Regions from separate parts of the Homo sapiens genome. Here all the other regions are linked to region 1. Evidence: read pairs that join two places in POLR2A ChIA-PET (ENCODE). Cell type or tissue: Panc1. All regions are shown on one strand. Region 1 has its middle 10 kb from the start of TRS-GCT4-2. Region 2 has its middle 25 kb from the start of CHST14. Region 3 has its middle 37 kb from the start of CHST14.

Region 1 (8,000 bases):
CCTCAAAAAAAAAAAAAAAAAAAATTAGCCAGGCATGGGTGTGCACACTTGTGGGCCCAGCTACTCGGGAGGCTGAGGCAGGAGGATCATTTGAACCCAGGAGTTCCAGGTTGCAGTGAGCCTTGATCATGCTACCGTACTCCAGCCTGGGTGACAGGCTGTCTCAGAAAAACCCAAAAAATTTTGCTTAAACAACAAAAATTTATTGTCTCCCAGTTCTGGAGGCTAAAGTCTGAGATCAAGGTGTCAACAGGGTTGGTTCCTTAGGAGGGGTGTGAGGGAGAATCTATTTCATATCTCTCATCTAGCTTCTGTAGTTTACTGGCAGTTTCTGGCATATCTTGGCTTATAAAATGACTAATCCTTGCAATTTTGCTTCAGTTGTGATTCTGGAAGATTTGGCATTTAGATCAGATATAAAGCTTTCCTTTTAAAATTCCTAACCTACTTTAACTTCAACATTTGGAATGTTGGAAAGAAAAAAGAACCAGAATAATTGCATCACTTATTATTTACTTGAATTACTAAAACATTTTCAAGAACCTTTTGTCTAGATGTCTTGGTAATGAAGAGATAGAAGATGCAAGTTCTTGGGCTCTTTGTGTCGGAGAGCATGCGGGGTCTAGAATTCCAAAGCCATGAACTGCTTTTAGATCCCTCAGTTCTTTTATGATGGAGAAGTTGTATTTGAATCTGCTAAGGCAAATTAAAGCAGTTAGTCATTTTTGCAAATTATTATTATTATTATTTTTGAAACGGAGTCTTGCTCTGTCGCCCAGGCTGGAGTGCACTGGCGCTATCTCAGCTCACTGCAAGCTCCACCTCCTGGGTTCATGCCATTCTCCTGCCTCAGCCTCCCTAGTAGGTGGACTACAGGCGCCCGCCACCATGCCTGGCTAATTTTTTTTTTGTATTTTTAGTAGAGACAGGCTTTTACCGTGTTAGCCAGGATGGTCTCGATCTCCTGACCTCATGATCCGCCCACCTCAGCCTCCCAAAGTGCTGGGATTATAGGTGTGAGCCACCAAGCGCCTGGCCCATTTTTGCAAATTATTAATTATTGCTTACCATTATAGTCTCCAAAATACTAGGTGTATGGTGTTATCTTTCCACCACTGGTGAAAACAACCCATGGTCTAGGCACTTTGGAGTAGCACCCACCAGCTGTGTGAAGGTCAAATGGATCTTAAAGAGTTGTGCAGTGGGACTGAAAGAGGAGAGTCACTATTTCAGAGATAACCAAATGTTAAAAAAAAGAGGTGAGATATTTTAATATTTGTTGTTTAAAAGTTTTATCTTGATAGTATTACACAATTATACAATACATACATACGTAATGTAATATGCATGTACAGTTTAAAAATAACAATAATAAGGCCAGGTGCAGTGGCTCACACATGTAATCCCAGCACTTTGGGAGGCCAAGGTTGGGGACGATCGCTTGAGGCCAGTAGTTCGAGACCAGCCTAGGTAACACAGTGAGACTCTGTCTCTACAAAATATTAAAAATTAGCCAGGTGTGGTGGTATGCACCCATATTCTCAGCTACTCAAGAGGCTCAAATGGGTGAATCACTTGAGCCCAAGAGTTCCAGACAGGCCTGGGAAACATGGCAAAACCCTGTCTCTACCAAAAATGCAAAAATTAGCTGGGTGTGCTGGTGTGTGCTGCGGTCCCAGCTACTCAGGAGGCTGAAGTGGGAGGATCACTTGAACCTGGGAGGTCGAGAGTACAGTGAGCCATGATCGTGCCACTGCAATCCAGCCTGGGCAACAGAGCAGGACCTTGTCTCCGAAAAAAAAAAGAAAGAAAGAAAGAAAGAAAAAAACAGCAATGCTGTATATACACCACCCAGCTTGAGAAATAGAACATTACCAGCCCCTTTGTTTCTTTTTTAAAAAATGATTTTTAATTATTTTAATTTTTTTTTCCTACCCTCTTGGCAGGTGGCAGATTACTAGCACCTTTGATGCTTCCTGTGTGTCCCTTCCTGGAGGCATCCTCCCACCAAAAAGATAACTACTTTGGCCGGGCACAGTGGCTCACGCCTGTAATCTCAGCACTTTGTGAGGATGAGGCAGGCAGACCACGAGGTCAGGAGTTTGAGACCAGCCTCACCAATATGGTGAAACCCTGTCTCTACTAAAAAAAAAAAAAATACAAAAAATTAGCCAGGCGTGGTGGCGGGCGCCTATAATCCCAGCTACTCGGGAGGCTGAGGCAGGAGAATCGCTTGAACCTGGGAGGCGGAGGTTGCAGTGAGCCAAGATCCCGCCACTGCACTCCAGCCAGGGAGACAGAGTGAGACTCCATTTCCAAAAAAAAAAAAGGTAACTACTTTTTGTTTGTTTGTTTGTTTGTTTGTTTGAGACGGAGTCACACTCTGTCGCCCCCGGCTGGAGTGCAGTGGCGCGATCTCGGCTCACTGCAAACTCCGCCTCCCGGGTTCATGCGATTCTCCTGCCTCAGCCTCCCGAGAAGCTGGGATTGCGGTGCATGTCACCACGCCTGGCTAATTTTTTGTATTTGTAGTAGAGACGGGGTTTCACCGTGTTAGCCAAGATGGTCTCGATCTCCTGACCTCGTGATCCACCTGCCTTGGCCTCCCAAAGTGCTGGGATTACAGGCGTGAGCCACCGTGTCTGGCAAAGATAACAACTTTTCTGAATTTCATGTTAATCATTCTCTTGTTTTTCTTACCAAATATACATATTTATACATATTTGTAGTCTTAAATATGTTTTGTCTGTTTTTTAATTTTATATAATGTATTCATTTTATATAACGTATTCATCTGTAACTTCTGTCACTGGACACTGTTTTATCCGTATAATTCGTTCATTTTCACTGCTGATTAGTTTGCAATTATCTGAACATACAATTAGGTATCCATTCTCTTATTGATGGATATTTTTGTTATCTCCAGTCTTTTGCTGCAAGAACACTGCTGTGACTGTTTTTATATGTCTCTTGGGGCACATGTACAAGTGTTTCTGTAGGTAGATAGCTAGAAGTAGAGTCATTGGTTATGTGTGTGTTCAACTTTAGTAGGCAATTCTTAACTGTTTTCACCTAGTTAATGGTTGACAAAAATGTTGCAGTTTTGAAAACGTGGACAAGCTTCAAATGAAAAGAAGAGGATGACAGAGGACTTGGAGGGGAAGAAAACAAAAATCATAATCATAGACAATATTGTTCACCATGTACAAGACAGTGTTCTAAGCAGAATGAGTGCCTTTGGTGATGATACCTCGTCAGGACCACAGTAAACTTACCCAACTAAAAACTGGTCACATTCCATGGCTGTTCTGCTTCTGTCTTTGGTTTTCAATAATCCTATGTTCTAGAATATGTGAGTCTTGAGGATCAATCATCCAAACCTCGAAAAGGCTTTGAAATCAGTCCATTTTCTCTAAAGTCTTTGGAAGCAAGATTGACTCAAGCAAGTCTAGGTCATCCGTGAAAAGATACAGACATTCAGGGAAACCCATGGTTCCAACCCTGACTGGAAACAATGCCAACTTTGAAAAATGCAGCTGCTGGACCAGCTGCATTTTCAGTTGCTGCATTCAGCTGCCTCAGCCTCTCACATGACTGGACAGAATGAAAATTGGTATAATCTTTTTGGAGGGCAGTTTCCTATTACCTATTTATATTTAAAGCCATTGACCCCATAATTACACTAAAAAACTGTCCTGTAGAAACTATGCTACAAGTGTGGAAGGGTATATAAGGATGTTTACTATGGCCTGAGAATAGTGAAAAACTGCAAACACCTAAAATTCCAGCAACAGAAGATAGATTGTAGTACAATGGAACACAATGCAGCTATAAAAAAAAAAATCGGCTGGGCGCGGTGGCTCACGCTTGTAATCCCAGCACTTTGGGAGGCCGAGGCGGGCGGATCACGAGGTCAGGAGATCGAGACCACGGTGAAACCCCGTCTCTACTAAAAAAAAAAAAAAAAAAAAATTAGCCGGGGGTGGTGGCGGGCGCCTGTAGTCCCACCTACTCCGAGAGGCTGAGGCAGGAGAATGGCGTGAACCCGGGAGGCGGAGCTTGCCGTGAGCTGAGATCGCGCCACTGCACTCCAGACTGGGGCGACAGAGCGAGACTCCGTCTCAAAAAAAAAAAAAAAAAAAAAATCAAGGCTGGGCACCGTGGCTCACGCCTGTAATCCCAGCACTTTGGGAGACTGAGGCGGGCAGATCACGAGGTCAGGAGTTGGAGACCAGCCTGGCCAATATGGTGAAACCCCGTCTGTACTAAAAATACAAAAAAAAAATTAGCCGGGCGTGGCGGCGTGTGCCTGTAGTCCCAGCTACTCCGGAGGCTGAGGCAGGAGAATTGCTTGAACCCAGGAGGCGGAAGTTGCAGTGAGCCAAGATTGCGCCACTGCACTCCAGCCTGGGTGGCAGAGACTCCGTCGCAAAAAAAAAAAAAAAAAAAATCCAAAAAATCAAGTTACAGAACAATTTGCATGGCATGATCTCATTTTTATTTTTATTAAAGGAAATACATATAGATTTTTGTATCTATGAATAGAAAACAGGCAGGAGAACCCTTTATTTTTATCATTATTTTCCCCCCTCCCCATTACCGCTAGAGGGTCTTGACTGCAAGTTGTCCAGGTTCTTGGCATTTTGAACAAAGAATAGGACAAAATGCACAGCAACGCAAGGAAAGAATGAAGCAACGAAAGGAACGAAATGAAGGCAGGGATTTATTGAAAATGAAAGTACACTCCACAGTGTGGCAGTGGGCCAAGCAGTGGCTCAAGGGCCCCCAATACAGAATCTTCTCGGGTCCAAATAGCCCCTAGAGGTTTCCCGTTGGCCACTTGGTGTTCACCTCATGGTTGCAAAGGCAACCAATCAGAGGCTAAACTGAAGTTACAAAGTTGCACTTCTATGCAAAGGAAGACTTGGCCAGCAATCAGTTTGATTGGTTGCAGACAACAACCAATCGGAGGCTGAAGTGATGTTACAAAGGTCACAGTCCCATGGAAACATCTGATCGATTGCAAAAAGCAACCAATCAGAGGTACTTTCAATTTCCCATCTGCGGGGCAGAAAAGTTGGGGGTTTGCAAAGGGAGTAACCTCTGGTCCTTTTGTTATTAGGAGTGGACAGTTAGGGCTTTCCTATCAATTTAGTTCTAGGAAGTCAGTGTGAAATGGCCTTAGGTTCCCTGCCTCCAGACCTTGTTCTGCCTCACCCCCACCCCTTTGGGACCCCTTAGTTATTAATAGTGGTTACCTCCAGAGCAGGGGTGAGGGAAGGGGGCTATAATAAAAGTTTTAAAAGGATACTTTTTTTTTTTTTCTGTAGAGCCAGAGTCTTGCTCTCTCGCCCAGGCTGGAGTGCAGTGGCGCGATCTCGGCTCACTGCAACCTCTGCCTCCCGGATTCAAGCAATTCTCCTGCCTCAGCCTCCTGAGTAGCTGGGACAACAGGCGCACGCTGCCACGCCCAGCTAATTTATTTTGTATTTTAGTAGATACAGGGTTTCACCGTGTTGCCCAAGCTAGTCTGGAACTCCTGAGCTCAGGCGATCTGCCCGCCTTGGCCTCCCAAAGTGCTAGGATTATAGGCATGAGCCACTGCACCCAGCCAAAAGGATACCATTTTATAAGGATAAAAAACACATTCAAGAACAGCCAACTGTTCAGCATAGCAAAGGACAACTAGATTCAACCTGGGCTCCTTATAGGTAGTACTTTTGTCACAGGTTTTGTATTAACATTCCAGTGAGAGGTGAAGTCAGCAGGACTTCCTGGGTCAGTGGGGACTTGGAGAACTTTTCTGTCTAGCTAGAAGATTGTAAACACACCTATCAGCCCTCTGTAAAAATGCACCAATCAGCGCTCTGTGTCTAGCTAAAGGATTGTGAATGCACCAATCAGCACTCTGTAAAAATGCACCAATCAGCCCTCTGTGTCTAGCTAAAGTATTGTAAATGCACCAATCAGCACTCTGTAAAATGGACCAATCAGCACTCTGTAAAATGGACCAATCGGCAAGACATGGGCAGGGACAAATAAGGGAATAAAAGCTGGCCACCCCCACCCCCTCCAAAAGCCAGCAGCAGCAATCCACTGGGGTCCCCTTCCATGCTGTGGAAGCTGTATTCTTTCGCTCTTCACAATAAGTCTTGCTGCTGCTCACTCTTTGGGTCCGTGCCACCTTTGAGAGCTGTAACACTCACCCGAAGGTCTGTGGCTTCATTCTTGAAGTTAGGGAGACCAAGAACCCACCCGAAGGAACGGACACACTAGCACCTAGCACAGCATTTAATTAACACAGAGAGACCAATTGCTTGATTAGTATGTGCAAGATAGAAGAACACACATGCACACACACACACACACACACCCTGCTTTTTAGGCATCTGCAGACTAGTGGAGTAATTGTAGTTAGGAACTCTTGTTTTGTGTAGAGATCCTTTGAAGCAATGGCACCCAATAGAACTTTGCTAGGTGATGGAACTATTCTATGTCTGTGCTGTCCAATATGGTGGTCACTAGACCAAGTGGCTTTGAACACTGGGAATGGGGCAAATACAGCAGAAAAACTGCATTTTGTTTCATTTTTATTTTTATTTATTTTGAGACGGAGTCTCACTCTGTCCCCAGGCTGGAGTGCAGTGGCACGATCTCAGCTCACTGCAACCTCTGTCTCCCGGGTTCAAGCAATTCTCTGCCACAACCTCCCGAGTAGCTGGGATTACAGGCACCTGCCACCACGCCCAGCTAATTTTTGTATTTTTAGTAGAGACCAGATTTCATCCTCTTGGCCAGGCTGGTCTTGAACTCCTGACCTTGTGATCCACCCGCCTCGGCCTCCCAAAGTGCTGGGATTACAGGCGTGAGGCTCCGCACCTGGCTTATTTTTATTTTTATTTTTTTTGAGACAGAGTCTTGCTCTGTAGCCCAGGCTGGAGTGCAGTGGCACGATCTCAGCTTACGGCAACCTCTGCCTCCTGGGTTCCAGAGATTTGCCTGCCTCAGCCTCCCAAGTAGCTGGGATTACAGGCACCCGCCACCATGCCCAGTGAATTTTTTGTATTTTTAGTAGAGACAGGGTTTCACCATGTTGCCTATGCTGGTTTCGAACTCCTGAGCTGAGGCATTCCACCTGCCTCAGTCTCCTAAAGTGCTGCGATTACAGGCATGTGTCACCATGCCCGGCCTGCATTTTATTTTATGAGACAGAGTCTCACTCAGTTGCCCAGACTGGAGTGCAGTGGCACGATCTCAGCTCACTGCAACCTCCACCTCCTGGCTTCAAGTGATTCTCCTGCCTCAGCCTCCTGAGTAGCTGGGATTACAGGCACATGCAACCATGGCTGGCTAATTTTTGTATTTTTCATAGAGACAGGGTTTTACCATATTGGCCAGGCTGGTCTCGAACTCCAAGACTCAAGTGATCCACCCGCCTCGGCTTCCCATGCATTTTAAATTTTATTTAATTTTAATTAAATAGCCATATGTTGCTAGCATTGGACAACGCAGCTTTAAAAGATCTGTTGAGAAATTAATATATAGACTCTCCTCAGAAAAGTATACACATATACCAAATTTTACATAAAATTTCAAGAGATCCAGGGATCCTCTCAAGCCCATCCATGTGTCTCTAGCTCAAGAACCTCTGAAATAATGAGAATAGGATAAACAGCACTAGAGAGGGTAAAATTCAGAACTTAAGAGGTGAGATGGAAAATGGGCAAATGCTAATGCTCCCATTCAGAACCCTGGGATCCTGGAAGGAATCACACTAGGTGTGCCTCCCTCCTTCTCCTGTCACACAGAACATTTACCACATTGTTTACTGTTTACTTTCCCACATTGTGCTGGACATTCGGACTGTATACTTCATAAGAGTGGAGACCTTATCTGTCTTACTCACCATTATATACCCAGAGCCTAGTGTGAATCCAGCACATAGTTGGCTCTCAAATATCTGCCATATGAATTCATTTTATTGGATATCTCATTCTTCC
Region 2 (8,000 bases), 88 kb after region 1:
ATTAGCCAGGTGTGATGGTGCACGCCTGTAATTCCAGCTTTTTGTGAGGCTGAGACAGGAGAATTGCTTGAACCCAGAAGGTAGAGGTTGCAGTGAGCCGAGATCACACCACTTCACTCCAGCCTGGGTGACAGAGTAAGACTCTGTCTCAGAAAAAAACCCCAAAAAACAAAAAACTTAGCTGGACATGATGACATACACGTGTAGTCCCAGTTACTCGGGAGGCTGAGGTGGGAGGATGATTTGAGCCCAGGAGTTTGAGACCACATGAGCTATCATCACACCACTGCATTCCAGCTTGGGTGACAAAGACCCTGTCTCTAAAAAAGAAAAAAGAGAAAGAAAAAAAAAAACCTCATAGATTACTGTGGGGTTAAATGGGATCATGCATGCAAAGTGCTCAGCACAGCACCTGCCCCTGGCCAGTGCTCCATGGAAGTGAATGGTTATTGCCTTGGCAACAAGACCCTTTCCACCTTCACACGCTGCTTCCCAGGAGCTTCTCCTTCCATTCCACAAGGGTTCTTTCTCACTATGTGCCAAGAACCAATGTACTGGATGATGGTTCTGACTCCAAGTCTAGCCTCATCCTTCGCATCACAACTGCTTTGTTGTCGTTTTTGGTTAACATATTATCATCTGCCAGTAGCATACAGTATGATGACTTGACAAACTACAAAGCAAACCCAGAAATACGTGAAATCAAACCATACAGTCCAATTCTGAGACCCCCTCCAAAGAGCCCCCTCATGACTTTGGGGATTGCAGGAATACGTGCCACTCAGTGCTCAAACTGCCTGCATCCCTTCTTCAAGCCCTCTGCAATCTGCAAAAGTGAAGGGGGGGAAGCAGTATCCCTAAGCAGGGGCTGGGCATCCTCACAGCCTCCTCCCTGCCTGGCACTGGTATCCTCACCTATCTGCAGTGTGGTAACACGACCCTTTTCCCCCAGAGCCAGGTTGCCCGCAAGCCAGTAATGAAGTGTTTTTTACAACCCTGAAAGAAATACTTTAATAAAGCATGTGGTTGGATTATCGAACCCACAAGTATAAAAATATTGTGGTGCTCACACATGCAATGCATGCTGGTTAGTGACTGCCTCCAAAAATGTTTTACTTGCCATCACAGAGAAACGGGTGTATTGAAGATAAATGTTTTTAAAAGACCGACACGTAATGAAGTGAATCATAGTTCATTCACTCCTTCAACAAATACTGAACCCTACCACGGACCAGATGAGCAGCATGCTGGAGATGCAGTGGTAGGCAAGAAAGACAGAACTGCTGCCTTTGATGACCTCACCTTATAGAGGGGGATATAGACATGCATCAAATATAGAATTACAAGCTGTGGTAAGAGCTACAGAGGAGAAGGACACAGTGATCAGGGAGCAAACCACAGAGATCTGATCTGGTCTGCAGGTCAAAGGAGGCTGCCCAGAAAAGTAATGACTGAGCTGAGGGGGCACAGACTATGTAATAGAATGGGGGTCTAGGGGAGAAGCCTCAGCATAGGGGAGTGTCCAGGGATTATGCTAGGGTCACCTCGGGGTCTGGGATAACAGAACTCTCTATCAAAAACGTCTTTTATCCAGAGGCCCACTGGGTGTCTTGGGAAATGGCAGAGAGGATGCTGGGATTCAAGGTTGGGCTCTGGGGGCCAGGCGCAGTGGCTCACGCCTGTAATCCCAGCATTTTGGGAGGCCAAGGCGGGTGGATCACCTGAGGTCAGGAGTTCGAGACCAGCCTGGCCAACATGGTGAAACCCCGTCTCTACTGGAAATACAAAAATTAGCCAGGTGTGGTAGCACACCCCTGAAGTCCCAGCTACTTGTGAGGCTGAGGCAGGAGAATCACTTCAACCTGGGATGTGGAAGTTCCAGTGAGCCGAGATCACACCACTGCACTCCAGCCTGGGTGACAGAGCGAGACTCCGTCTCAAAAAAAAGGTTGGGATCCTAAATAAGAAAGGTAGAAAAATGCTGCCCCAAACTTCTGAGAGAAGCAAGCTGGGTGGGCAGGAACTCGTCCTAAGGTAGGAGAGCGCTGGGCCACATGAACACCATCTGGAAGAACTAGCTGGTGTCTCGTTCACAAGCCAGACTATTCAAGGTCTGGCCCAGACTCAAGAGAGCTGGGCTTGATGTCAGTGGAGAAACCATCCCTCCTCTCACATTAGCAGAGATGGCAGCTGCAGTTGAATGTCATGAGGGCCAGGGTAGTGGCCCTGTCTCTTTTTGGCAGCCAGAGGCCACAGCAGTAAGAAAAGGGCAGCTATACAGAGTGGTAGACATGGCAGAGGCAGGAGCAGCAAGGGCAGTTTCAGGTGAGAGTGAGTTGGCAGAGTCAGCCCAGTGGAGAGGAGGGGCCCATGGTGCTGAGGTCTCATCCAGTGACTTCAATGTGCTGGGGGCTTGTCTTAGAGATCATGGAATTGTTTTATGTCATTAACTGAGCTGCAGGTTGTCAGATTACGAAAACATGATGTTACAGCTTAGAAAATGTCCAGAATTGGGAGGTAACATGGCTCATAGTCCCTTGAAACAAGTGGCAGTCTCCTGGGGGACATTTTCAACAGCACTGAGTCAGAAGTGCAGTAACACCTGTGACATTCAGGATTTTTTTTTTTTTTTTTTTTTTTGAGACGGAGTCTCACTCTGTCGCCCAGGCTGGAGTGCAGTGGCACGATCTCAGCTCACTGCAAGCTCCGCCTCCCGGGTTCACGCCATTCTCCTGCCTCAGCCTCCCGAGTAGCTGGGACTACAGGCACCCACCACCACACCTGGCTAATTTTTTGTATTTTTAGTAGAGACAGGGTTTCACTGTGTTAGCCAGGATGGTCTCGATCTCCTGACCTCGTGATCCGTCCGCCTTGGCCTCCGAAAGTGCTGGGATTACAGGTATGAGCCATGGCGCCCGGCCGACATTCAGGATTTAAATAAGACCTGGGACATCAAAAACCTCATTTACTGCAGGCTCTGGCTCTTTGGGTGCCTACCACTTCCTCCCTTTTTGTAGATCCATTCATGATTGAGAAATATATCAAAAGAGGCAAGTAGAAAACCTTTATATTTATAGTTATTTAAGGAAATGCAAATACAAACCCACTAAAACATTTTTTATTTTTATTTTTTTAGAGACAAGGTCTTGCTCTGTCATCCAGGCTGGAGTGCAATGGTGCAATCATAGCTCACTGCAGCCTCTAACTGCTGGGCTCAAGCCATCCTCCCTTCTCAGCCTTCTGAGTAGCCAGGACTACAGGTACATGCCATCATCACACCTGGCTAATTTTTTAATTTCTTTTTGTAGAGAGAAGGGCTCACTATGTTGCCCAGGCTGGTCTTGAACTCCTGGACTCAAGCGATCCTCTTACCTTGCCTCCCAAAGTGCTGAGATTACAGGCATGAGCCACCTTGCACAGCCACTAAAATACTTTAAAACAAAATTGAAAAACCGCTTTTATTGTTCAACAGTTTAACATTCTTAGTATTTGCAATAGCTAAGCTGAAGGCACAAAGGTAAGCACAAGTAGATATATGGTGTCTATCTGCTTGAAATTCATTGGCTAATTGGGAGCCAGCCATTAATTAAATAATTGCCCTAGGAGATATATAATCACACATAGACAGGAGGGCCATAAAGATGAGGTGCATCTCACTGTGAAAGCTTATAGCAGGCCAACTTATCTACTGGAGGGGGTCAAGGAGGCTCCCCTGAGGAAGTGACAACTGGGAAGGTCTGAAGGATGACAGACAATGCAAGGTAGAAGCAGAGGAGGGAAAGCATTTAAGAGGGAACAGCATGTGCAGAGGCTCTGTGGTAGGCAGGGAAGCAGGTGTAACTGACACCTGAAAAGCCTATGTGGCTAGAAAAAGTGTTCTAGGAAGTGGAGGTGAGAAAGGAAGACAGGGTGGACCATGCAGGGTCTATGGCTGTGCTGAGTATGTAGGTCTTTATTCTATGGCTGTGCTGAGTATATGGGTCCTTATCCTAAGAGTGGAGGGAAGTTACTGAAGGATGTAAGCGGACTGGGCTGGAATGGGACAATGGAGATTTGGGAAGCTAGAAAGGAGGCTATTGCAATAGTTCAGACACAAGACAGTATTAGTCATCACCTTAATTGTGGCACTAGAGAAGGAGTAGAGATACAGAGAAGTGGAGGCATCTTGAAGATAAAACAAGATTGACGACTGACTGGAACATGGGGAGAAAAAGGGGTTAAGCAAGATTCTCAGGTGTGTGGCCTGTGAAACTGCATGAATAGAGGTCTTGTTCATCAAGACAGGAATAGAGTACAAAAGCAAGGCTTAGGCTGTGTGCAGTGGCTTATGCCTATAATCCCAGCACTTTGGGAGGCCAAGGCGGGTGGATCATGAGGTCAGGAGGTCGAGACCATCCTGGCCAACATGGTGAAACCCCGTCTCTACTAAAATACAAAAATTAGCCAGGTGTGGTGGCGCATGCCTGTAGTCCCAGCTACTCGGGAGGCTGAAGCAGGGGAATTGTTTGAACCCAGGAGGTGGAGGATGCAGTGAGCCGAGATCGCGAGCTACTGTACTCCAGCCTGGTGACAGAGCAAGACTCCATCTCAAAAAAAAAAAAAAAAAAAAAAGAATCTGGCACCTCCTCCTCTCTCCCTTGCTCCCTCTCACCATGTGACATGCATGTTCCCCCTCCACCTTCTACTCTGAGTAAAACCTTCCTGAGACCTCACCAGAAGCTGAGCAGATTCTGGTGCCACGCTTGTAGAGCCTGCAGAACTGTGACCCAAATAAACCTCCTTTCTTTGTAAATTACCCAGTCTTGGGTATTCCTTTATAAGCAATGCAAAACAGACTAACACACTTCTTCTTCTCCTCATTTTTCTTGGGGAGAAAAGCATGAATTTTGAACATGTCTAATTGTAAGTACCTTTGAGATGCCTAAATGGTGGTGCTAATTAGCATCTGGATACATGACTCTGTAACACAGAGGGTGAGCCCTGGGCTAGGGATCTGTATTTGAGATCACTGGCATGTATGGTACTTGAAACATCAGGCATTTGGCCAGGCATGGTGGCTCACACTTGTAATTCCAACACTTTCTGGGAAGCTGAGGCAGGAGGATTGGTTGAAGCCAGGAGTTTGACACCAGCCTGGGAAACCAAGCAAGACCCCATTTCTTAAAAAAAAAAAAAGAATGAAAGAAAAAGAAAATTAGCCGGGTGTGGTGATGCACACCTGTGGTCCCAATACTCAGGAGGCCGAGGAAGGACTGCTTGAGGCCAGGAGTTGGAGACTCCAGTGAGCTATTATTGTACCTCTGCACTCCAGCCTGGGTGGCAAAGTGAGACCCCATCTCTAAAAAAGAGGAGAAAAAGGAAACATTGGGCAAGAATGAGAGAGTTGGGAGAAAACATACTGTAAGAGAAAGAGGACTGGGGAAGACCTTGACAAGCCTCAACATTCAGTGACTGAATGTAGGAAATAACCCACAAAAGAGCCAGAAGAGTAGGCAGGGGTCAGAGAGTGAAGAGTAACACTAGCAGAGAGGGCTGTCCAGAAAGCTAAGGGAGGAGGGTGTTTCAGCAGAGAGAGTGTGATTCTCAGGACTGAATCCTGCTGGGAGGTCAAGAAAGAAGCCTGAGGATACCCACTGAATCCAGTGAGACAGAGGTCACTGATGACTGTGGGGAAAATGATTCTATGGAGTGACGGGGGCTGGAGTGGAGGAATGAATAGGAAGTTCAGAAATGGAGACAATGCATATAAATAACTCTTTCTAGAAGCTTGGGTATTCTATTAGCACACGCAATTGTGACGTTGAAACCACTGTATTAGGATTCACTGAGGCGAATAACATATTTCAATGGAAAAAGAGCCACTGTTTGTCAATAGGAAACCCACATACTAAAATAGAATTGGTGCCCCTCTTGATGAATCTGTGGAGCACTGATTCTGGTAGGACTGCTACATATATCCTGACATCAACAAGACAAATGTTCTTCATTTTGGGTACATACCTGCAAACCTAAACAGCATGATCTATATGTACAGATGGTTTGGTAGACAATTACTGATACAGGGGCATTTTTAGCCCTTTGATCTACTAGGAACAGGAAGTGGCAGAAAAAGAGACTAATCACAGTGATGGATGTTTCATCAGAACTACTGACTCACAGCATGTATCAGCACCCAGTTCTTGCCACCATTGCCTGTGGCACTTCAAACAGCACGGAGACCACTTCAAAACCACAAGGCAAGGTCTGCTATGGAAACACAAGCATGCGGCATTCATTCAATCCACAAATGAGAACTACGAGGGAATGGGAGATTTGGGGACTGAAACACACTAAAACCCACACTTTGATACCTGATCATGTTAGAAGCAGGAGATTATTTCATTCTGGATCTCAATACTTGAGACATTTTGACCCATTTGAAGACACTGACAACATTCACTTGGTACTGAATAGTCATCAGCACACTTCTTTTATCTGTGTGCATATACCAAAAATCTCCTAACCCTAATTGCTGATATCTGAAGTTTCGGTTTCGGCGGCAGGCACCCCTCCTTTTATTTTATCCTTTTTACCTAGAAAGCAGATCCTGAAAAGTTGAAATACATGTCAGCAGAATAGAGAGTGTTTGAAACTTTCAAATTGGTGTTCATTAAGGCAAGTATCTCACTGGTACATCATATTGACAGCAGCAATGCCTTGCACTAAGAGCGTTGGTACTTAAAAACGGCTTTGGGCATGCTTGAAACATATGTACTCATAGGCTGAGCATATATTAAAGGGAAGGGTTTTCAGAGACAGTTATTTGACAGTGACAGCTATCTATATTCATACATCAGGTATTTGCTTCTCCCTATCTGTAAGCTCCTCTTTGGGTTTAAGAAACACACCAGGGGTGGCTCACACATGTGATCTCAACTTTGGGAGGCCGAGGTGGGAGGATACTTGAACCCAGGAGTTCGAGACCCACCCAAGCAACATAGCAAGACCTTTTCTCTACAAAAAAAAATTTTTTTTGAGCAAAGGCCTTCTCACTGTCGCCCAGGCTGGAGTACAATGGTGATCTTGGCTCACTGGAACCTCCATTTCCCAGGTTCAAACAATCCTCCCACCTGAGTCTCCTGAGTAGCTAGCTGGGACCACATATTCCAGCCAACATGTCTGAATATATATATATATATATATATATATATATATTTTTTTTTTTTTTTTTTTTTTTTTGGTAGAGACCAGGTTTTGCCATATTTCCTAGGCCGGTCTCGAACTCCTGGACTCAAGTGATCCACCTGCCTCAGCCTCCCGAAGTGCTGGGATTACAGGCATGAGCCACCGTGCCTGGCCCAAAATTAAATAATAATAATAATAATAATAATAAGCCAGGCATGGTGGCATGTACCTGTGATCCCAGCTACTTGGGAGGATGAGGTGGGAGGACTGCTTGAGCCTAAGAGGTCAGGGATACAGTGAGTCGAGACTGTGTCACTGCACTCCAGCCTGGGTGACAGAGTGGGACCCAGTTTGTTTTAGTCAGGGTTCTCCAGAGAAACAGGACAAATGGGATATATACATAACATAGAAAGATTTATCCTAAAGAGAAGCCCCAAGATCTGTAGTTGGCAAGCTGGGGACCCAGGAGTATCAAAGGTATAGCTCCAGTTGGAGTCCAAAAGCCTGAGAAGCAGGAGAGGCAACAGTGTAAATTCTAGTCTGAAAGCTGGCAGGCTTTAGACCTATAAGAGCTTATGTTTCAGTTCAAGTCTGAGGCAGGAAAAGACCAGGATCCCACTCAAGGCAGTCAGGCTGAAGGAGTTATCCCTTTACTTTGGAAGGAAGGTTAGCATTTTGGTTTTATTGAGGCTCTAAACTGATTCAATGAGATTCACTCACATTAGGAAAGGCAATCTGCTTTACTCAGTCTACTCATTCAAATGTTAGTCTCTTCCCAAAGCATTCTCACAGACACACCCAGAATAATGTTTGGCCAAATATTTGGGCATCTCGTG
Region 3 (8,000 bases), 75 kb after region 1:
GATGGTGGATGGTAGTTACTTTTAATGAAGTTGCTCAGGCATCAGGATTGGGGCTGCTGATGAAGGGACTGGGGTGTTGGAAGGAGATTGGGTCATACGGAAAACAGGGTGATGGTGAGGCAGAGGAGAAAGCAGGACAAAGACCAAGGTCTATGGCTAAAGCCAGAGGCCCGAAAAAAGAGGGCCCAAACACGTGTAGGGCAACCCCAGATCCTTGCAGAGGGACATTCATCAGGTGGGATGTCAGAGCCAGGAGAGTTAATACTTATCCCCAAAGTAGAGGTTTGGGGAGCAGAGAGGAGGGCAGAGGCGGGTGGGGTGCAGACATGGGGAGGGGTCGCGCTCCTCTGTGGGTTTGGAGGGCTGCCTGTCCGGCGTTGCCTGCCGGAGGGCTTGGCGCTCAGCCACAGTTGCATCATCACTGAATGCACTGAGCCTGTGACCCTGTTTTTACACACACCTGTACCCAGTTCAAGCGGCATCGGGAGAGTCGTCTTAAAACTTCAATCTAAAACGTTCTTTTCCATCTGATCGGGCAGAGCGCAGGCCCCACGGGCCATCGTGGGAGGCACATACAGTCCGCACCGCGCGGACGCCCAGACCGCGGCCTCCGCTCCGCCCCGCCGCCTAGTCCAAGCGGGCAGCCAGTCTCCGCCCTGGAGGCGGCGGCAGAACCGGCTGCGCGAGGTCGGCGCTGGGGCGGCCCGCACATTCCCGCAGGCTCTGCGCCAAGGGGCGGTGCTGCGTACGAGCAGAGCCGAGACCTTGACCCTGACCCGGGCCCTGGGGAGGGAGCGTCCGGCCAGGGAACCTGCCCCTGCGCGCTCCTCGGCTCTTACGCGGCGGCTAGAGGCGTGAGGCCAGAGCCATGATCAGAGGGCGCGCAGTGAGGACGCCCCCAGCCCGCCTCGGAGCTTGGGGCCGCGCTGGGGTCAAGCGGAGCGCACAGAGGCCTGTTATCTGCCAGGGTTAGGAGCCACCGTGGCCAGGTGCCCTGGAGCGGGCCCTGGACCTGCGCGATCGCTGCGGGACAGAAGAGCGGAGACGCGGTTCACTGCCTGGCGCCTACAACCAGCGTGAACTAAGTGGCGAGTGGAAGAGAATAATTTGCCAAAAGAGGGAGGATTTGCTGGTCTACTGGCGGAACTGGAACCCACTATACCCACATCCCCATTCACGAGCGCCCACCTTGAAGGCGTAGAGACGCCATGGTTGTCATAGAAACACTCGTGCTGGGCCGCTGACATGAGCCTGCGGCGTGGAGTGAGGCAAGTTTTTACCAGAATGTGTGCACACATGTAACACGACGTAAAATGTCTGTCACTTATTACGCACATACCCTGAACCTAGGACTGTGCAAGGCACATTACAGAAGTAACTCAGATGTGGGTGTTTTGCAACCTACCTTTCCTCCCTAAGGAATCCTCGAAGCAGGGTTTACCAATGCTCTCACTCCTCCCAAAAGAAGCCACCTACACAGGTGGATTTTATTGAAGGCTTATAGAGGAGACCAAGGAAAGAGGAGATTTTTCATACATACAACAATAGGGTGAAGCATTTCTTTCCATTAAACATCTCTCCCTTGTTTTCCTTTTTGGCTGTTTCTCATGGACCCTTTCTCTGAGCAGTCTCTGAATCTTGCCCAGCCCCAAGTGCTCCCTCCAGGATCTTCCTCTGGACTCTCCATCTCTCCCCTTTCCCTAAGAAGATCACCCGGGTCCTGCCTCTCCAAGACTGCTCGTGGGAATACACACTGTCACCCACACAAGACAGCCTGCTCAACGAGTACTTGCATCGCCAGCATCCACAGTCTGCAGAGGTCAGCAACAGTTTTTATTTCTGAAACACATAGCTTTTCTCATCCAACTTGCCCAGAAATCCAGGAGGTAGATATCATTCCCATTTTACAGACGAGGAAACAGAAGCCTGGGGAGGTTAAGTAACTCCTCCAGTATCACATGTAATAAGTGACAGAACCAGCACTCAAACCCAGGCAGTCAAGCTCTTTCCCCTCCCCAAGGAGTCTCACAGAGCAGCAGTTTAAAGAACCATGTCTGGGTGATATCTTCTGGTGCTTCTATGAGCATTCATGGAATTGTTGCATATGTGATGTGCAGGTCATGAGAATGTGTGATGTTCTTGCATCATTTTATGCTGCTTTGGACTTGAAGCAGCATTTCTCAGATACAGAAATTATGTTGGCAAGTTAAGTTGGATGACAACTACCTACACCCGTATTTTCTTTTATTAATCAAATACAAATGTAGCTGAGGTATATGGCCTCATTCGATCCTCACAACCCCTTATGAGACTGAAACAGTGGTAAAGTGATTCCTTCTTCCACATTGTGAATTTCCTTCACGGAAAATTCTGAACATACAGTACTTCAAAACGTAAATCTTTTCCACAGTGTCACAGATTTCAAACTAATTATAAATACTACATATAAATGCTGTGTAAATATGACATATACACACACACACACTATAAATGCTATATATTTATATGGTAACATCTAAATGCCAGGTACTGCTCTAAACACTTTCCATAGTAACTCATTTAATAATTACAATCACCCTATGAAGTAGAAACTTATTTTTTTCAAAGATATTTTTAAATTATTAATTTTTATGGCTGCATAGGTGTATCTATTTAGGGGTACATAAGATATTTTGATACAGGCATATAATGCATAATAATCACATCAGGAACTGGGCGCGGTGGCTCATGCCTGTAATCTCAGTACTTTGGGAGGCCGAGGCAGGCAGATCACGAGGTCAAGAGATCGAGACCATCCTGGCCAACATGATGAAACCCCATCTCTACTAAAAATACAAAAATTAGCTGGGCATGGTGGCGTGTGCCTGTAGTCCCAGCTACTCAGGAGGCTGAGGCAGGAGAATCCCTTGAACCTGGGAGGCAGAGGTTGCAGTGAGCCAAGATCGTGCCACTGCACTCCAGCCTGGTGACAGATCGAGACTGTGTCTCAAAAAAAAATAAAAATAAAAATGACATTAGGGTAAGTGTGTTATCTACCACCTCGAGCATTTATCATTTCTTTGTGTTAAAAACATTCCAATTATACTCTTTTAGCTTTTTATTTTTTAAATGGAGTTTCGCTATGTTGCCCAGGCTGAAGTACAGTGGCACAATCTCGGCTCACTGCAACCTCTGTCTCCCAGGTTCAAGCAATTCTCCTGCCTCAGCCTCCCAAGTAGCTGGGATTATAGGCATGTGCCACCACACCGGGCTAATTTTTGTATTTTTGTATTTTTTTTTTTTTTTGAGATGGAGTCTCGCTCTGTTGCCCAGGCTGGAGTGCAGTGGCATGACCTTGGCTCACTGCAACCTCCACCTCCCAGGTTCAAGCAATTCTCCTGCCTCAGCCTCCTGAGTAGCTGGGACTACAGGCGCACGCCACCACACCCAGATAATTTTTTTTGTATTTTTAGTAGAGACGGGGTTTCACCATGTTAGCCAGGATAGTCTCGATCTCCTGACCTCCTGTTCCGCCCATCTCAGCCTCCCAAAGTGCTAGGATTACAGGCGTGAGCCATCGCGCCCGGCCTAATTTTTGTATTTTTTGTAGAGATGGGGTTTCACCATGTTGGCCAGGCTGGTCTCGAACTCCTGACCTCAGGTGATCCACCCGCCTCAGTCTCCCAAAGTGCCAGGATTACAGGCGTGAGCCACTGCACCCGGCCTCTTTTAGCTGTTTTTAAATGTACAATAAATTATTGTTGACTGTAGTTACCCTGTTGTACTATCAAATGCTAGATCTTATCCATTCTATCCAAGTATATTGTTATACTCATTAACCCCACTACCCTCCCCACTATCCTTCCTAACCTCTCATACCATGGTTCTACTCTCTAGCTCCATGAGTTGTTCAATTGTTTTAATTTTTAGCTCCCACAAATGAGAACATGCAAAGTATGTGTTTTTGTGCCTGGCTTATAAAGGTATTTTAAGCAAGACCTTATCTCTACAACAAAATGAAAAAATTAGCTGGGTGTGGTGACACATACCTGTAGTCCCAGCTACTCTCAGGAGGCTGAGGATTGCTTGAGCCTAGGAGGTAGAGGCTGCAGTGAGCCGTGATTGCACCACTGCATTCCTGCCTGGGCAACACAGCAAGATTCTGCAATAAATAAACAAACAAACAAATAAATAAATAAAGGTACTTTAAATTTGAGGCTTAATTTACATACAGTAAAATGTACAAATTTTAAAGTACAATTCTGAGTTTTGACAAATGTATGTACTCATGTAACCATCACCTCAGTCAAGATATAGAACATTTCCATCACTCCAGAAAGTTCCCTGTGCCCTTCTCAGTCTGTACTATGCAAAGAAGCCACTGTTCTGATTTCTAATACGACAGATTAGCTTAGTGTTTTCAGACCTTCATACAGAATTGTAGAGCGGTTTATTTAATCCAGTGCTTTTGAGATTCGTTTATGCTGTGGTATGTATCAGTAGTTTGTTCCTCTTATGCTTAGTATTCCATCATATGAATACATCACAATGTATTATGACTTTGTTTATAGACGTTTGGTTGTTTGTAGTCTTTGGCTATTATGAATAAACCTGCTATGAACATTTGTGGGCAAGTGTTTCGGTGGACATAGATTTTAATTTCTTTCTCTTTTTCTCTCTCTCTCTCTGGTCTCAAACTCCTGGGCTCAAGCGATTCTCCCGCCTCGGCCTCCCAAAGTGTTGGGATTACAGGCGTGAGCCACCGCACCCAGCCTAACTTTATAAGAAACTACCAAATAGTTTTCTAAAGGGATTGTCAATTTGGTATTATTACACAAAAAAAGGAAACTGAGACCCAGCCACGTTAATTGCCTCAGAATAATTAGCCCAGGCATATGTGTTCTGGAGTCTCTCTAGCTGGGGCTGGGAAAAGAAAAGGTTGTGAGGTGGGAGTGAAGAGATGCTAACCCAGGAGAGCCAGCCTCGAACCGTCCCGTCCTGTGTGCTGGGGGAAGAGCCCCGGCTACAGGCAGGAGACAGGGCTGTCCCGGCTGAGCTCTGGGGTCCTGCCCGGGGTTTGGCCGGCAACATCACCCCTCGCCAGCTTCTCGGGCCCCCTGGCTTCCCATTGCTCACCCAAACTCCCCCACTGGGAAGCAGCAGGCGGGCGGGCACAGCACTAAGCTGCCTTCACACCGAGGCGCCCGGGAAACGCGAGGCCAGAACAGAAAGCCCAGGAGGCGTCTCTGCAGATCCTGCAGGGGGAGCCGCTCCCACCGCCAGAGTCTGGCGGAGGGCGGGTTTCCACCGCTTGGAGGGGAGGCGGGAGCCCTCTTGGCCTTGGCGGGAGTGTTCCAGAGCCTGCTCCCCTGACACGGCCCCCGCGGTATACACAGCGCGCTGGACTGTTAGGTCTTTTCTCTTTTCTCCAGTAAGTGATTTTGTTGGAAGCTGCTTACATGGAGAAGTGAGATCACATCGAATAGTAAAATCAAACATCTCAGCTGAATATTCCTTTGGTTGCAAAGACACCAACTCACAGATTCTAACAATAGAGTTGTCGACATTGAAACAGGAGTGGAGGAAATAGATTTTAAATGTTAGCATTTTGTACAGACAGCCATTTGAACCACGAAATACCATCTAACATACAATGGGTAATTGAATAGAAAGCAAACACATTTTCATCAATAAGATGGAAACTGCCTTTTGTTAAAAACCTGAAGATACACTCTGAGGAGGCCCAATTTACCTGGCAACTATGTGCCTTTTTCTGTCTGACTTGTCCTTGTACGTTAATATTTTGATTTACTTGAAAGGAAAAGTTGTAAATATATGAGAAGTGTTCATGATGAAATGGAATGAAAGTCTGAGAGGCCTAATCAACCAGTTGTCTGTTCTCAGATATTCACTGGGTTCCCAGGTTAAACACTGCAGAGGTTCCAAAAGAGGTGAGGAGGGCCAGCGATTGATTTCACTGGGAAGACAAGACTTAGGCACAAGAAGCAATTCGCTATACAGGATGGTCTGTACCATGTAGTTATGTCACTAGTCATGAAGATTCAAATTTTCCTAAGACCACCATCATCCTACCAAAGTAGAATTAAAAGTTCACTGAGCCAGGCACAGTGGCTCATGCCTGTAATCCCAGCATTTTGGGAGGCCAAGGTGGGCGGATCACGAGGTCAAGAGATTGATACCATGCTGGCCAACATGGTAAAACCCCATCTCTACTAAAAATACAAAAATTAGCTGGACGCGGTGGCGCATGCCTGTAATCCCAGCTACTCAGGAGGCTGAGGCAGGAGAATGGCTTGAACCCAGGAGGCGGAGGCTGCAGTAAGCCAAGATTGCACCACTGCACTCCAGCCTGGTGACAAGAGTGAGACTCCGTCTCAAAAAAAGTTCACTGAAATCATGTGAATTTTTTTACATTTAACTTTTTGCATAGGCAATATGTTAACAAGATTCAACCGTCAGGAGATATTTAAAACATTTTCACAAAGTCTCCTTCCTATGGCATCTCTTAGCCACCCTTCCCATCTGTTTTCCTTCTACTTTATTAATCTGATCCCAGAGTTGCTTTATGCACCAACACACACAGAGGAATAAGCTCCCCTCCTTTTTACACAAAATATAGCATACTCTTCACACTGCTCTATATCTTGCTTTTTCCCCTTAATATATTTTAAAGATCTTTTCATTTATTTATTTTTAAAATTTATTTATTTAGAGACAAGGTCTCACTCTGTTGCCCAGGCTGGAGTGCAGTGGCGCAATCATAGCTCACCTAAACCTTAAACTCCTAGACTCCAGAGATCCTCTCACCTCATCCTCCTGAGTAGCTGAGACTACAGGAATGTGCCACCACGTCCAGCTATTTTTATTTTTTCGTAGAGATGGGGCTCACTTTGTTGCCCAGGCTGGTCTCAAACTCCTGGCTTCAAGCAGTCTTCTCACCTCGGCCTCCCAAAGTGCTGAGATTATAGGTGTTAGCCACCTTGCCCAGCTGAAAATCTTTATATATCAGCTTATAGAGAGCTTTCTCATTAAAAAATATTTTTCAAATAATACGATATTATCTCACTGTATGAATGTACCATAACTTAATTTTCCAGTCCTTTTATCTGTGGGCATTTAGGTTGTTTCCAATGTTTTGCCATTACAAACAATAATGCAGTGAATAACCTATTATACATGTCATTTTACACATAAGTTTATCTTTAAGGTAAATTTCTAAAGTGGAGTCTGCTGGATGGAAGGAAGTGCATTTGCAGTTTTGAGAGATATTGTCAAATTGCTCTCTGCAGAGGCTGTCCCACATCACCCTCCTATGCCCTCACCTACAGAGTGTGTTATCAAAGGTTTGGATGCTTGCCAAACTTTTCGTGAAGAAGGTTTTCAGTGTAGTTTTAATTTACATATATCCTACGAATGAGATTGAACATCTTTTCATATATTTAAAGCTCATTGTGTTTTTTTCCTGTGTATAAACTCTTATACCCTTTGCTCATTTTTTATTGGGTTATTAGTTTCGGGTTTTTATTTCTAAGAATTCCCATGTAACAGAGAAATTACGTTTTTTGTTTGTTTTGAGACAGAGTCTCACTCTGTCGCCCAGGTTGGAGTGCAGTGGTGTGATCTTGGCTCACTGCAACCTCTGCCTCCCAGGTTCAAGTGATTCTCCTGCCTCAGCCTCCCAAGCAGCTGGGACTGCAGGCATGCACCACCACACCTGGCTAATTTTTGTATTTTTAGTAGGGATGGGGTTTCACCATATTAGCCAGGCTGGTCTCGAACTCCTCACCTTGCGCCTGCCTCAGCCTCCCAAAGTGCTGGGATACAGGCGTGAGCCACCGTGCCCGGTCGAAAAATCAAGTTTTTGTGATGCAAGTTGCAAATATTTCCCCAAATTTTACATTGTCTTTTGACTTTGCTTACAGCATTTTTTCCATGCAGGAGAGTTTTTCTTTTTAGTGTGTTAAAATATGTCCATCTTTTCTTTTTGTGGCTGCTGGAGT

The links. Peaks named below come from ENCODE experiments on the same cell type or tissue, not always from the same donor. Only the 100,000 strongest peaks of a DNase experiment are listed, where the experiment ranks them.
Region 2: POLR2A ChIA-PET joins it to region 1 with 10 read pairs; 5 of 35 experiments call an interaction of 5 or more read pairs at or near these places.
Region 3: POLR2A ChIA-PET joins it to region 1 with 13 read pairs; 6 of 35 experiments call an interaction of 5 or more read pairs at or near these places.

The regions. Positions count from the first base shown.
Region 1 is chr15:40,579,922-40,587,921 of GRCh38, reverse strand. No RefSeq gene overlaps it. Among named protein-coding and RNA genes, the nearest start is that of TRS-GCT4-2, 10 kb to the left of the region's middle. In Panc1, no CTCF peak of the experiment used is centred here; a DNase peak (open chromatin) is centred at 4,954; H3K4me3 peaks cover 1,975 bases; H3K27ac peaks cover 1,156 bases.
Region 2 is chr15:40,491,816-40,499,815 of GRCh38, reverse strand. No RefSeq gene overlaps it. Among named protein-coding and RNA genes, the nearest start is that of CHST14, 25 kb to the right of the region's middle. In Panc1, no CTCF peak of the experiment used is centred here; no DNase peak of the experiment used is centred here.
Region 3 is chr15:40,504,473-40,512,472 of GRCh38, reverse strand. No RefSeq gene overlaps it. Among named protein-coding and RNA genes, the nearest start is that of CHST14, 37 kb to the right of the region's middle. RefSeq lists a silencer at 660-869. In Panc1, a CTCF peak has its summit at 5,243 (motif pointing right); no DNase peak of the experiment used is centred here; H3K4me3 peaks cover 2,160 bases; H3K27ac peaks cover 2,613 bases.